Regions from separate parts of the Homo sapiens genome. Here region 1 is linked to region 2. Evidence: read pairs that join two places in POLR2A ChIA-PET (ENCODE). Cell type or tissue: B cell. All regions are shown on one strand. Each heading gives the region's core, and the rest is flanking DNA. Links, peaks and the distances in the headings are about the cores only.

Region 1 (6,316 bases), core at 601-5,600, 860 kb before region 2:
GAATCTCCACGGAGAGGCCGCGGGCCGGCACTCCCCGGATGCACCAGGAACCACCGCCCCTCCGCGCCCCCGGGCCTCACGTCGCGCCCTCTCTGCCCCCGCCCCTTTCAGGCAAGAAATGCACCTATGGCATCAAGTGCAAGTTCTACCACCCGGAGAGGCCGCACCACGCGCAACTGGCGGTGGCCGACGAGCTCCGCGCCAAGACAGGGGCCCGGCCTGGCGCGGGCGCCGAGGAGCAGCGGCCACCGAGAGCCCCGGGCGGCTCCGCAGGAGCCCGGGCGGCCCCCCGGGAACCATTTGCGCACAGCCTCCCGCCGGCGCGGGGGTCCCCGGACCTGGCCGCCCTGCGAGGGAGCTTCTCTCGGCTGGCCTTCAGCGACGACCTGGGGCCCCTGGGGCCGCCTCTCCCGGTCCCCGCCTGCAGCCTCACGCCCCGACTGGGCGGGCCCGACTGGGTGTCCGCGGGCGGCCGGGTGCCAGGCCCGCTCAGCCTCCCTAGCCCGGAGAGCCAGTTCTCCCCGGGCGACCTCCCGCCTCCGCCCGGCCTGCAGCTCCAGCCGCGGGGCGAACACCGCCCTAGGGACCTGCACGGCGACTTGCTTTCCCCGCGCAGGCCACCCGACGACCCGTGGGCCCGTCCACCCCGCTCCGACCGCTTCCCTGGGCGCTCCGTCTGGGCGGAGCCGGCCTGGGGCGACGGCGCCACTGGGGGACTTTCAGTGTACGCGACCGAGGACGACGAGGGGGACGCGCGCGCCCGGGCTCGCATCGCGCTCTACAGCGTCTTCCCGCGTGACCAGGTGGACCGCGTGATGGCCGCGTTCCCGGAGCTCTCAGACCTCGCCAGGCTCATCCTCCTGGTACAGAGATGCCAGAGCGCGGGGGCGCCCCTGGGCAAGCCCTAAGGGACCAACACGCACTTGCAGGGAATGGCCCAGCCTCGCCTTGCGTCTTGGACGGGTGGACCTGTGGTTGCCAGCCTGGACCTGAGTGGGCCCATCATGGTGCCCCCTTTTCTTTAAAGATGGTCAGGGAAGCCTGCTTCCTCCTCCTGAGCGGGGTTGTGGGGGCCTGGTGGCACTTGGTGATCCTCACTGAGGCCGGGGCCTGCTGCGGGGAGGTCCACCCACTTCCGTGGAGGGAATGATTTTCCATGTGCACGGAGACTGCGGGTCCAAGCTGCAGTAGAACCCACAAGTGGGTCACAAAATCAATTTAGTGGGTCACCACCACAAACACAGTGGACTGGGACAGGGCAAAGCGCACCCTGTGCCATCAGGCTGAGTCTGAACTCTTGTTACCTATCCTGTGTCCCCACCCCCTTGGCAGCCATGTAACTAACCTCAATGTGGGTCGTAGTCAGAAGTTTAAAAAAGACTATGAATGCTCTTGAATTTCATTGCTTCAGGTAATGTTTGAAATATGTAGTCAGGTGGCCAGGGGAGGTTTGCTATCTGGAAGTTTTCATGTTAGCTATTGCTAACCCCACCCGCAAGGGCAGCCCAGCCTCCAGGTGTGGGCTCTCCTGTGCTCTGAATTGTGTGGCTGTCCTATGCTGGGGACAAGTGGTAGGAGCGCTTTGTCCCAGGGCCACCTTCTGGGGCCTTCACACACATACCCCCACCACACAAACACACACACACACACACACACACACACACAGTCTATCATACATGTACATACTCACACACACCACACAGACACATACTGTTTGGCTAAGGGTTAAGTATCTCCAATATTTTATTAGCCATCCATCATGGCAGTTTCCAGAATAGGCTTTCTACTGTACCAGCTGAGCTGCCTTCTTTTACTTCTTCTTCTTCTTCTTTTTTTAAACAGACAGAGTCTCGGCCCGGCATGGTGGCTCATGCCTGTAATCCCAGCACTTTGGAAGGCTGAGGCAGGCAGATCACTTGAGGTCAGGAGTTCGAGACCAGCCTGGCCAACATGGTGAAACCCTGTCTCTACTAAAAATACAAAAATTTAGCCAGGCATGGTGGCATACACCTGTAGTCCCAGCTACTCAGGAGGCTGAGGCAGGAGAATCACTTGAACCTGGGAGGCGGAGGTTGCAGTGAGTTGAGATCATGCCACTGCACTCCAGCCTGGGCAGCAGAGCGAGACTCCGTCTTAAAAAAAAAAAAAAGACAGAGTCTCACTCTGTCACTCTGTCTGGAGTATAGTAGTGTGATCATAGCTCACTGCAGCCTCAAACTCCTGGATTCAAGTGATCCCCCTGCCTCAGCCTCCTGAGTAACTGGGACTGTAAACATGACAGCCGCACTTCACAGTTACACTGGGGCTGGATGAGTCAGGACTTTTGCTCTCAAATCTACAGGTGGGTTAGGAGAAAACTGACATGAGCTCAGTCAGAGTTTATTGCCACCTTCCTGGTGCCGTTTCTTCTAGCCAGCTACTGCTCTGGGTTTGAGGAGAAAGGGCCTACTCATTTGCAATGGCTAAGAAGTGAGATGGTGCTGCCAGAGTGCCGACCCCCGAATCCTCAGGGGCCCTGGCCTCTCCTGGCAGCATCCACCCATTCTGGTTACCATGCCAGCCCTCCAGACTATGGCTCATTTGTTCACTAGAGGGCTTGGTAGCTTGGCAGTTTGGGGAAAGCGGGAGGCACTTCCCAGGGGAAGACCAGAGAAGACCAGCCCCCAGCCCCACAAACTTCCTGCAGCCTGCTGGTGCAGAGGGAACTCTTGCCAGTTTACTACCAGATTTCATGAGATGTTGGCAGGCCTGGGGGGCACCTCAGGGAGAGTGCGTTCCCAGCCCTTTCATTCATGGTAAATGACACCCCTGGGGCATACAGTGATGTTAGGTTTTTCTCTGAAACTTCTTTGATCTTTTAAAACCAGATTCTTAGCATGGATTGAGCCAGATCTGTTCCTTACCCCCTTTTTCCAAAGAGGACGGTGCACCCACAATTTTACCATAACATATTGGGATCTCAGGCCTGAAGATGACCCATTCTTTGTAAATAAGTTGGATTTTCCTCATAATATGTGTGGGTTTTTTTGGTGGGGGAGGAGGGGGCAGGGTTCCGCTCTGTCATCTGTCACCCAGGCTGGAGTGCAGTAGTGCAATCAGGGCTCACTGCAGCTTTGACTTCCCAGGCTCAAGCAATCCTTGTGCCTCAGCCTCCTGAGTAGCTGGGACTACAGTTGTGCCACCACGTCCAGCTAATTTTTTCTATTTTTTGTAAAGACCCAAAGCGTTGGGATTACAGGCATGAGCCACCTCAACGGGCCTTTATTTTTTTTATTTTAATTTTTATTATTATTATTTTTGAAACGGAGTCTCGCTCTGTCACCCAGGCTGGAGTGCAGTGGCGCAATCTTGGCTCACTACATGCTCCACTGCCTCCCAGGTTCATGCCATTCTCCTGCCTCAGCCTCCCAAGTAGCTGGGACTACAGGCGCCCGCCACCACATCTGGCTAACTTTTTGTATTTTTAGTAGAGATGGGGTTTCACCGTGTTAGCCAGGATGGTCTCGATCTCCTGACCTTGTGATCCCCGCCTCAGCCTCCCAAAGTGCTGGGATTATAGGCGTGAGCCACCGCGCCTGGCCCCGGGCCTTTATTTTTATTTTTAACCTTTTGACAAGACACGCTTTCTATTAGAGCTGCTTTTTGTCTCCCTGGTTCGATTTCCTGATGTAGAATCATTGTGTTGCTGATTTTTCAGTTGAAAATGTTTAAACTGCTTCCTTTGAGAACAAGTTTGAGTTTTAGTAAGCTGTAAAGCTGTTTTATTTGATTCACTGTGAATAAGACAAGTACAAAAAAAAAAGTGAAAACACAGCACATTTCAAGTGTAATCCCCTTTGGAATTTTTCCAAAGTCTTAGTATATGTCTTTGTGACAGAAAAACATAGATGGGACAGGTAAATGAAATGTTCCTAGTTGCATAGCTGTTAACCATGCTTCAAAAATAAATCATTTTTTACCACACCTGGATTCTTTATTGTCAAATTGTCTATTAGTTTCTCCTACTGGCTTTCCCCTAGATTGGTCTGTTCTGTTAAAAATTGTGGGTTTAGACTGGGCACGATGGCTCATGTCTGTAATCCCAGCACTTTGGTGGGCTTCATGAGTTCAGGAGTTCGAGACCAGCCTGGTCAACCTGGTGAGACCCTGTCTCTACTAAAAATACAAAAATTAGCTGGGTCCGTGGTGGGGCACACCTGTAATCCCAGTTGCTCGGGAGGCTGAGGCAGGAGAATCACCTTGAACCCAGGAGGCAGAGGTTGTAGTGAGCTGAGACTGTGCCACTGCGCTCTGCACTCCAGCCTGAGCGACAGAGTGAGACTCTGTCTCAAAAAACAAAAAAAAGTAGGCGTGAAGAAGACTGAGGTTGTGGCCAGTCTCAGCAGCCGCAGTTCTGTGTTGTTCCACCTGGGGGGATGTGAGGGGCTCAAATCCACCTTTTCCAGGAGAAGCAGTGAGGCCATGGCAAGGACCTCCCTTTGCTGGATGTGCAGCAGGCAGTTCCCAAGGACACAGGCTGCTTGCCCATTTCCTAGACTTCTAAAATCCTCATTATAGAACTATGAAGCCATCTCATAGAAGCTGCTCTTCTTGTTCAAACATGCAGCAGAGCTCTCCTCGACTGATCAAACCAGAGGCTGTTGCCATCTTGGGTTTGCCCTGAGGCAGCCTTCCCAGAGGCCTCTGGAAGGGGGTTTGGGGTAGAACTGTAGAATGTCAGGGGTTGAGGAGTAGAAGCAAGACAAGCCACTCTAATTGGCATTCTTCCAAATAAAATGGATCCAGCTTTGGTTTGACATTGAGCTCAGCTGAGGAGCCATGCCCCAGCTGCGGCTGGCATGGACACAGCTCAGATGAGGCCACAGAGGCTGTGGGCTTCCGGGGAAAAAGTCCATCTATGGGGTGGGGTGGGGAGAATACCGTAGAAGTCAGGGATGGGGGGAGGGAGGCATTAAGGTAAAGAAGATACAAGCTAGGAGTGATCGGGAGTGGGGTTCTGGGAACTGGAGCAATTCCTTGGAATCACAGATCCCACCAGGAGGGATTGCACAGAGCCGGGACCAGCGGCATAATCTGTGGGACTCTATGCAAAATCAAACTGCAAGGTTCCCTGTTCAAAATGTGTAACAATTTCAAGATGTCGGCAGAGCATGAAACCAAACATGGGTTCCTTCGAAGCGTAGGGCCCTGTGCGATGGCACAGGTCACATGCCCAGGAATCTAGCCCCCCATGGAGTTACCCAAAACACAAGCAAGAGAACATTCTCAGTGCCGAGAGTATGTTCAGAACAAAACATTGACTGAAAGAAGTCAGAGGCCAAGATGCATGTGCTTCATAGCTAGAAAAGGCCATGGCGTCGGAGCAGGTGCTGGTCCCCCAGCCTCTACCTGAGGGTTTGCTTGCTGCAGCCACCTGAGGACTAAGTGGGGCTCCCTTGGCTTTCCCTGGAAGGGGCTAAAGGGGAGAAGTCAAGGGGCTTGGGCAAATCACACTCTGGATTGTCCACTTCCAAATGAGTGAGAGATGTCAGTCTGGGTAGCTCTAGAATTATACGTGTTTGTATTAGCCAAAGTTCTTGGCTACAAGTATGATTCACAAAACCAAATGGCAGGAGGCCGGGGGTAGAAGGCAGCTGCTGAGTTGACCGGAATTAGGGCCTCAAAACCGTGTCAGGACTCTCGTCTGTTTCCTTCTGCACCTGTTTCCTTCTGTTTATTCTCTCCTTCCAAGGTTTTTCCTGCACAATGAGAGCCATTCTCGTGGCCGGCTTAAGCACGCATCTTTCCAACTAAAGGACTCAAGGAGACAGCCTCAGAAAGATCCTGGGGAAGGATTCTGATTGGCCTGGCTTGGGTCACGTGCACATCCCTGGACCAATCACTGTGGGATAAGGAAGTACTACAGTTGGTCCAGCCTGGATCTCAGGCCCACCTCTGGCTTGTCACCTCATAGCTGAACCCACATGGTTGGTGGTGGCTGGGGAGAGGGAGATGAGCAGTGCCCTCAAAGAAGGGGGGACACTGTTTAAGCAGACAACACACATGCCCACAGCAATGTGCAAACCTGGGCACTGCACCAAGGCTCGGGATGGCCCTGCCCTCCTCCGCCCTCTACCCTGGTCCTATTTGAGAAAGCGGCAGCTGTGTTAGGAAAACGCTTGTGTCTGCCCATCCATAGACAACACGGTCTCCTGTGGGAGGAAGGTGGAAGGGCCGCTGCCACAGAGCCAGAGGTATCATCAGGTTAGTCTCGCCAATGCTGGGACTGTGGCCAGAGGAGCCCTGCTGTGGCATACCACCAAAAACCCCTGTCGGG
Region 2 (6,316 bases), core at 738-5,737:
GCTACTCGGGAGTCTGAGGCAGGAGAATCACTTGAGCCTGGGAGGCAGAGGTTGCAGTGAGCTGAGATCGCACCATTGCACTCCAGCCTGGGCAACAGAGCGAGACTCCATCTCAAAAAAAAAATTTAAAAAAAGGTACCAGACCTATCAGATTAGGGACCCATATGTGTGACCTCAGTTAATTTTATTACCTTCTCATAGTTGCTATCTCCAAGTATTGTCACATTGAGGATTAAGATTTCAACATAAGAATTTTGAGGATACACAAATATTCAGTCCTTAACAGCCATAAAGGCTAATATAATACTGACACTTATAGAGCTTTCACTATTTAATATATCCTTATGTAGTGCTTACTCTAAGCAGAGCCCTATTCTAAGTGTGAAAATATTGACTCATTTAGTACTTCCAATAGCCCCAGGAGGTAGTTGCTATCAATATTTTCAGATAAGGAAAAGACTGAGGCACAGAAAAAATGATTAATTTGTTCCCTAGTGGTGAGCAGTGATGTAAACCTGTCAAATACTTCACACACACACACACACAAAAAGTTTAATCATCCCTCAGCCTCCCTGGGGGATTGGTTCCACAACTCTGCAGATACCAAAATCCCTGGATGCTCAAGTCCCTGATACAAAATGGCATAGTATTTGCATATAACCTGTGCACATCCTTCTGTATACTTTAAATCATCTCTAGATTACTTATAATACTTAACACAGGCCAGGTGCAATGGCTCACACCTGTAATCCTAACACATTGGGAGGCTGAGGTGGGAAGATGGCCTGAGCCCCAGAGTTTGAGATGGCAGTAAGCTATGATTGTGCTACTGCACTCCAGCCTGGGCAACATAGTGAGACCCCAACTCTAAAAAAAATTTAAATACCTAATATAATGTAAATGTTGTGTAAATAGTTGTTACTGTATATTGTTTCCTATTTGTATTATTTTTTGTTGTTATATTGTTATTTTTGTTGTTGTTGTTTCAAATATTTTCAAGTCAGCATTGGTTGGATCCAAGGATGTGGAGCCCACAGATTTGGAGGGCTGACTATAACTGAGGGATCAGGCTCCTTTCCCACCCATGGCTCCACCTTCTTCAATGGATGCTTCCCATGTCACCATGGAAGGGAAAATAACGTGAGAGGTTCTATGCGTCAGCTCTGGCTTCCTCTCACATTCCATTGGCTAGAACTCAGTCATGTGACCACACCTACCCGTGAGAGAGGCTGGGAAATGCAATCCAGTTGTGCGTCCATGACAAAAAGGAAAACGTTAGGTGAAAAACTCGCAATATCTTCTACTATAAAGACACAATAAGTAATATAAAATATTCTCAATTTATTTGGAGAAAATAACCCAATTTCTGTATTTGATTTTTTTAAGTTGCATATCCAGGAGGGCTAAATGGCAATAGATAATTTTTTTTTTTAAGCAAATGACATTTTCAGAATAGAGTAGCCACATGTCCCAAGACAGAATCCACATCATTTACTGCCTGTGCCAGTGCCATGGCTAGGCAATCTGTGAAAGTCTCCCCTTTGTTTTTCTTCTTTTTCCTGTGTGCACCCCTATTCTTTCCCTCTGAACCTTATTTCCTCCTCCCCACCAGTTTCATTTTCACTTTTGTGTGGTTCCATTCTCACCTGTTTTGGGCATGAATGGACAGGGGCACCACAGACATCACCAGCCCCCCTCACTTTGGTGGCCCTTGAGCTGAAGGAGGAAAAAAAGCTGTTTAGTGGAGCTGAGAGGGGGCTGGGCACAGATAGTGCCTGGTTTGTCCCAGCCCCGACACTTTCCAGCTCTAGTTGACCCAGGACAACTTTGCTGCTCATTTTTCCCACTGGTTAAGGTCCAGGTGTATACAGGAATACGTTGGAGATATTGTGGGTCCTGTTCAAACCACTGCAATAAAGTGAATGTCACAAAAATGCACGTCACAAAAATTTTTTTGTTTTCCCAGTATATCTAAAAGTTATGTTTACACTATACCACAGTTTATTGTGTGCAAAATCATTATGTCTAAGAAAACAATTCACATACCTTAATTTAAAAATGCTTGATTGCTAAAAAATGCTAACAATCATCTGAGCCTTTGACACATTGTAAGCTTTGCCAGTGGAGGGTCTTGCCACAGTGTTGATGGTGGTAATTGTTGCTGAAGTTTGGGTGGCTGTGAGGCAATTTCTTAAAGTAAGACAACAATGGAAATTGAGGCATCGATGGACTCTCTCTTCCTTTTATGAAAGATTTCTTTGTAACGTGAGATGCCATTTGATAGCGTTTTACCAATAGTAGAATTTCTTCCAAAATTGGAGTAAATCCTCTCAAGCCCTGCCACTTCTTCATAAACTAAGTTGACATAGTATTCTAAATCCTTCATTGTCATTTCAACAATGTTCACAGCATCTTCACCAGAAGTAGATTCCATCTCAAGAAACAACTTTCTTTGCTCCCCATAAGAGGCAATTCCTTATTCATTCAAGTTTGATCATGAGATTGCAGCAATTCAGTCCCATCTTCAGGTTCCACTTCTGATTCTAGTTCTCTTGCTGTTTCTACCATATCTGCAGTGACTTCCTCCACTGAAGTCTTGAGACCCTCAAAGGTACCTATGAGGGTTGGAATCAACTTCTTTCAAACTCCTGCTAATGTCAGTATTTTGACTTCTCATAAACCACGAATGTTCTTAATTGCACCTAGAATGAGAAATACTTTCTATGAGGTTCAATTTGCTTTGCCCAAATCCATCACAGAAATTACTATTTATGGCAGCTGTAAGCCTTATAAAATGTGTTTCTTAAATGATAAGAGTTGAAAGTCGAAATTACTCCTTGATCCATGGGCTGAAGAATGAATGTTGTATTCACAGGCATGAAAACAACATTTATTTCCTTGCACATCTCTATCAGAACTGTTGTGTGACTAGCTGCATTGTCAATGAGTGGTAATATTTTGAAAGACATCTGTTTTTCTGAGTAGTAGGTCTTAACAGTGGGCTTAAAATATTCAGTAAATCATGCTATAAACAGATATGCTGTCATCCAGATCCTGTTGTTTCTTTATATAGCACAGGTGGAGTAGATTTAGCATAATTCTTAAGGGCCCTAGGATTTTCAGAATGCTCAATGAACATTGGTTTCAACTTCAAGTCACCAGCTGCATTAGACCCTAACGAGAGTCAGCCTGTCCTTCAGTGCTTTGAAGCCAGGCATTCGCTTCTCCTCCTATGAAACTCCTGGATGCCATCTTCTTCCAACAGAAGGCTGTTTAATCTACATAGAAAATCTGTGGTTTAGCCGGGCACGGTGGCTCACGCCTGTAATCCCAGCACTTTGGGAGGCCGAGGCAGGAGGATCACGAGGTCAGGAGATCAAGACCATCCTGGCTAACATGGTGAAACCCCTTCTCTACTAAAAATACAAAAAATTAGCTGTGCGTGGTGGCGGGTGCTTGTAGTCCCAGCTACTCAGGAGGCTGAGGCAGGAGAACGGCGTGAACCCGGGAGGTGGAGCTCGCAGTGAGCCGAGATCGCGCCACTGCACTCCAGCCTGTGAGACAGCGAGACTCCATCTCAAAAAAAAAAAAAAGAAAATCTGTGGTTTAGTGTAACCACTTTCATCAATGATCTTAGCTGTCTCTCCTGGATAACTTGATAACTTGCTGCAGCTTCTACATCAGCATTTACTGCTTTACTTTCCACTTTTATGTAATGGAAATGGCATCTTTCCTTAAACCTCATGAACCAATCTCTGCTAGCTTCAAACTTTTCTTCTTCAGCTTTATTACCTCTCTCAGCCTTCATAGAATTGAAGAGTTAGGGCCCTGTTCTGGATTAGGCTTTGGCTTAAGAAAATCTTGGGGCTTGTTTGATCTTCTATCCAAACCACACAAACTCTCCATGTCAGCAATAAGACTGCTTTACTTTCTTAACATTTGTGTGTTCACTGGAGTTGCACTTATAATTTCCTTCAGGAACTTTTCCTTTGCATTCACAACTTGGCTAACTGATGCAAAAAGCCTAGCTTTCAGCCTATCTCAGATTTTGACATGCCTTCCTCACTAAGCTTAATCATTCCTAGCTTTTGATTTAAGGGTGAGACTTGTAACTCTTTCTTTCACTTGAACACGTTAAAGACATTGTAGGGTTCTGAATTGGCCTAATTTCAATATTATTGTATCAGGGAATAGGGAAACCCAGCAAAAGAGATATAAGGGGGAACAGCAGATTGGTGGAGCAGTCGGAACACATACAACAGTTATTGAAGTTTGCCCTCTTATCTGAGCATGGTTGGTGGTACCTCAAAACAATTGCAATTGAAACATCAAAGATCACTGACCACAGATTATCATAATAGCTATAAAAATAGTTCAAAAGTTTGAAATATGGAAGAATTCAGTGGTCTACAGTCAGAGCTCTGATCTCACCCTGGGACAGGGCCTCCTGTGGGGAGGGACAGCCACCATCTTTGTGGTTCAGTCAACTCAGTGGTTCCAGCCTGCCAGCTTTGGAAAGTCCAAATGGTCCAGATAAGAAAAGTCTCCCAGTGCAGCACAGCCACTTTGCCAGATTGTGGCCAGACTGCTTCTTTAGGCAGGACCCAGATCCATTCCTCCTCACTGGGCAGGACCTCGCAGCCAGAGCTTCAGCCACTCCAACCAGTTTTCCATAAACAGAGCTCTAATTTCCCCCTGGAACAAAGTGCCCAGGGGGTGGAGCAGGCCACCACCTTGGCTGTTTGGACTTCTCACTCAGCCCAGCCTGTGGGTCCTGGAGACCCCATACCAATCGGGGCTGAAGGGATCCCCAACACAGCACACCTGCTCTACCAAAAAGCAGCTGGATTGCTTACTTAAGTGAATCCCTGATCCCATTCCTACTGACTTGGTAAGACCTCCCAATACGAGTCTCCAGCCACCTCTTACAGGCACACTTGGGCTGGCGAAAGGTCAGTATCCCCCTGGGATGGAGCTTCCAGAGGAAAGGGCAGACTGCCATCTTTGCTGTTTCACAGGTTTCACTGGTGATACCTCCAGGTAGAGGAAAAACCGAGGCAACTAGGGTATTAAATAGATCCCCAATAAACTGCAGCAGCCCTATGAAAGAGCAACCTGACAGTTAAAAGAAAAACAAACAAACAGAAAACAACGACAACAACATCAACAAAAAAGACCCCACAGAAACCCCATTCAAAGGTCAGCAACCTCAAAGATCAAAGGTAGATAAGCCCACAAAGATAAGAAAGAATCAACACCAAAATGCTGAAAACTCAAAAAGCCAGAGAGCCCTTTCTCCTCCAAATGACCACAACACTTCTCCAGCAAGGGCTCAGAACTGGGCTGAGGCTGAAATGGCTGAAATGACAGAAGTAGACTTCAGAATATGGATAATAATGAACTTCACTGAGCTAAAGGAGCATGTTGTAACCTAATGCAAAGAAGCTAAGAATCGTGATAAAACAATACAGGACTGGTAGCCAAAATAACCAGTTTAGAGAGGAACATAACTGACCTGATGGAACTGAAAAACACAACACGAGAACTTCACAGTGCAATCACAGGTATCAATGGCAGAATAGGCCAAGCAGAAGAAAGAATCTCAGAGCTTGAAGACTACCTTTCTGAAATAAGACAGGCACACAAGAATAGAGAAAAAAGAATAAAAAGGAACAAACAATACCTCTGAGAAATATGAGATTATGTAAAAAGACCAAACCTATGACTGATTGGGGTACCAGAAAGAGACAAGGAGAATGGAACCAAGTTGGGAAACATACTTCAGGATAGTATCCAGGAGAACATCCCCAACCTAGCAAGACAGGAAAACATTCATATTCAGAAAATGCAAAGAATCCCAGTAAGATGCTCCATGAGAAGATCTACCCCAAGACACATAATCACCAGTTTCTTCAAGGTCGAAATGAAAGGAAAAATGTTAAGAACAGCCAGAGAGAAAGGCCAGGTCACCTACAAAGGGAAGCCCATCAGACTAACAGTGGACCTCTCAGCAGAAACCCTACAAGCCAGAAAAGACTGGGGGCCAATATTCAACATTTTTAAGGAAAATAATATCCAACCCAGAATTTCATCTCCAGCCAAATTAATCTTCATAAGTGAAGGAGAAATAAGATCCTTTTTAGACAAGCAAGTGCTCAAGGAATTGATCATCACCAGACATGCCTTGCAAGAGTTCCTGAAGGAAGCACTAAATATGGGAAGGAAAAACTGTTAGCAGCCACTACAAAAGCACACTGAAGTACACAGACCAATGACACTATGAAGCAACTACATAAACAAGTCTGCAAAATAAACA

What was found. ChIA-PET counts read pairs that join two places held together with the same protein. Peaks named below come from ENCODE experiments on the same cell type or tissue, not always from the same donor. Only the 100,000 strongest peaks of a DNase experiment are listed, where the experiment ranks them.
Region 1: POLR2A ChIA-PET joins it to region 2 with 5 read pairs; 2 of 35 experiments call an interaction of 5 or more read pairs at or near these places.

The regions. Positions count from the first base shown.
Region 1 is chr6:149,445,275-149,451,590 of GRCh38, reverse strand. It overlaps ZC3H12D (zinc finger CCCH-type containing 12D), which reads left to right. Exons shown (of 6, transcript NM_207360.3): 6 at 112-4,796. The coding sequence ends at 908. Among named protein-coding and RNA genes, the nearest start is that of ZC3H12D, 37 kb to the left of the region's middle. RefSeq lists an enhancer at 1-424. In B cell, for the core only: no CTCF peak of the experiment used is centred there; no DNase peak of the experiment used is centred there; H3K27ac peaks cover 421 bases.
Region 2 is chr6:148,585,953-148,592,268 of GRCh38, reverse strand. No RefSeq gene overlaps it. Among named protein-coding and RNA genes, the nearest start is that of UST, 160 kb to the left of the region's middle. In B cell, for the core only: no CTCF peak of the experiment used is centred there; no DNase peak of the experiment used is centred there.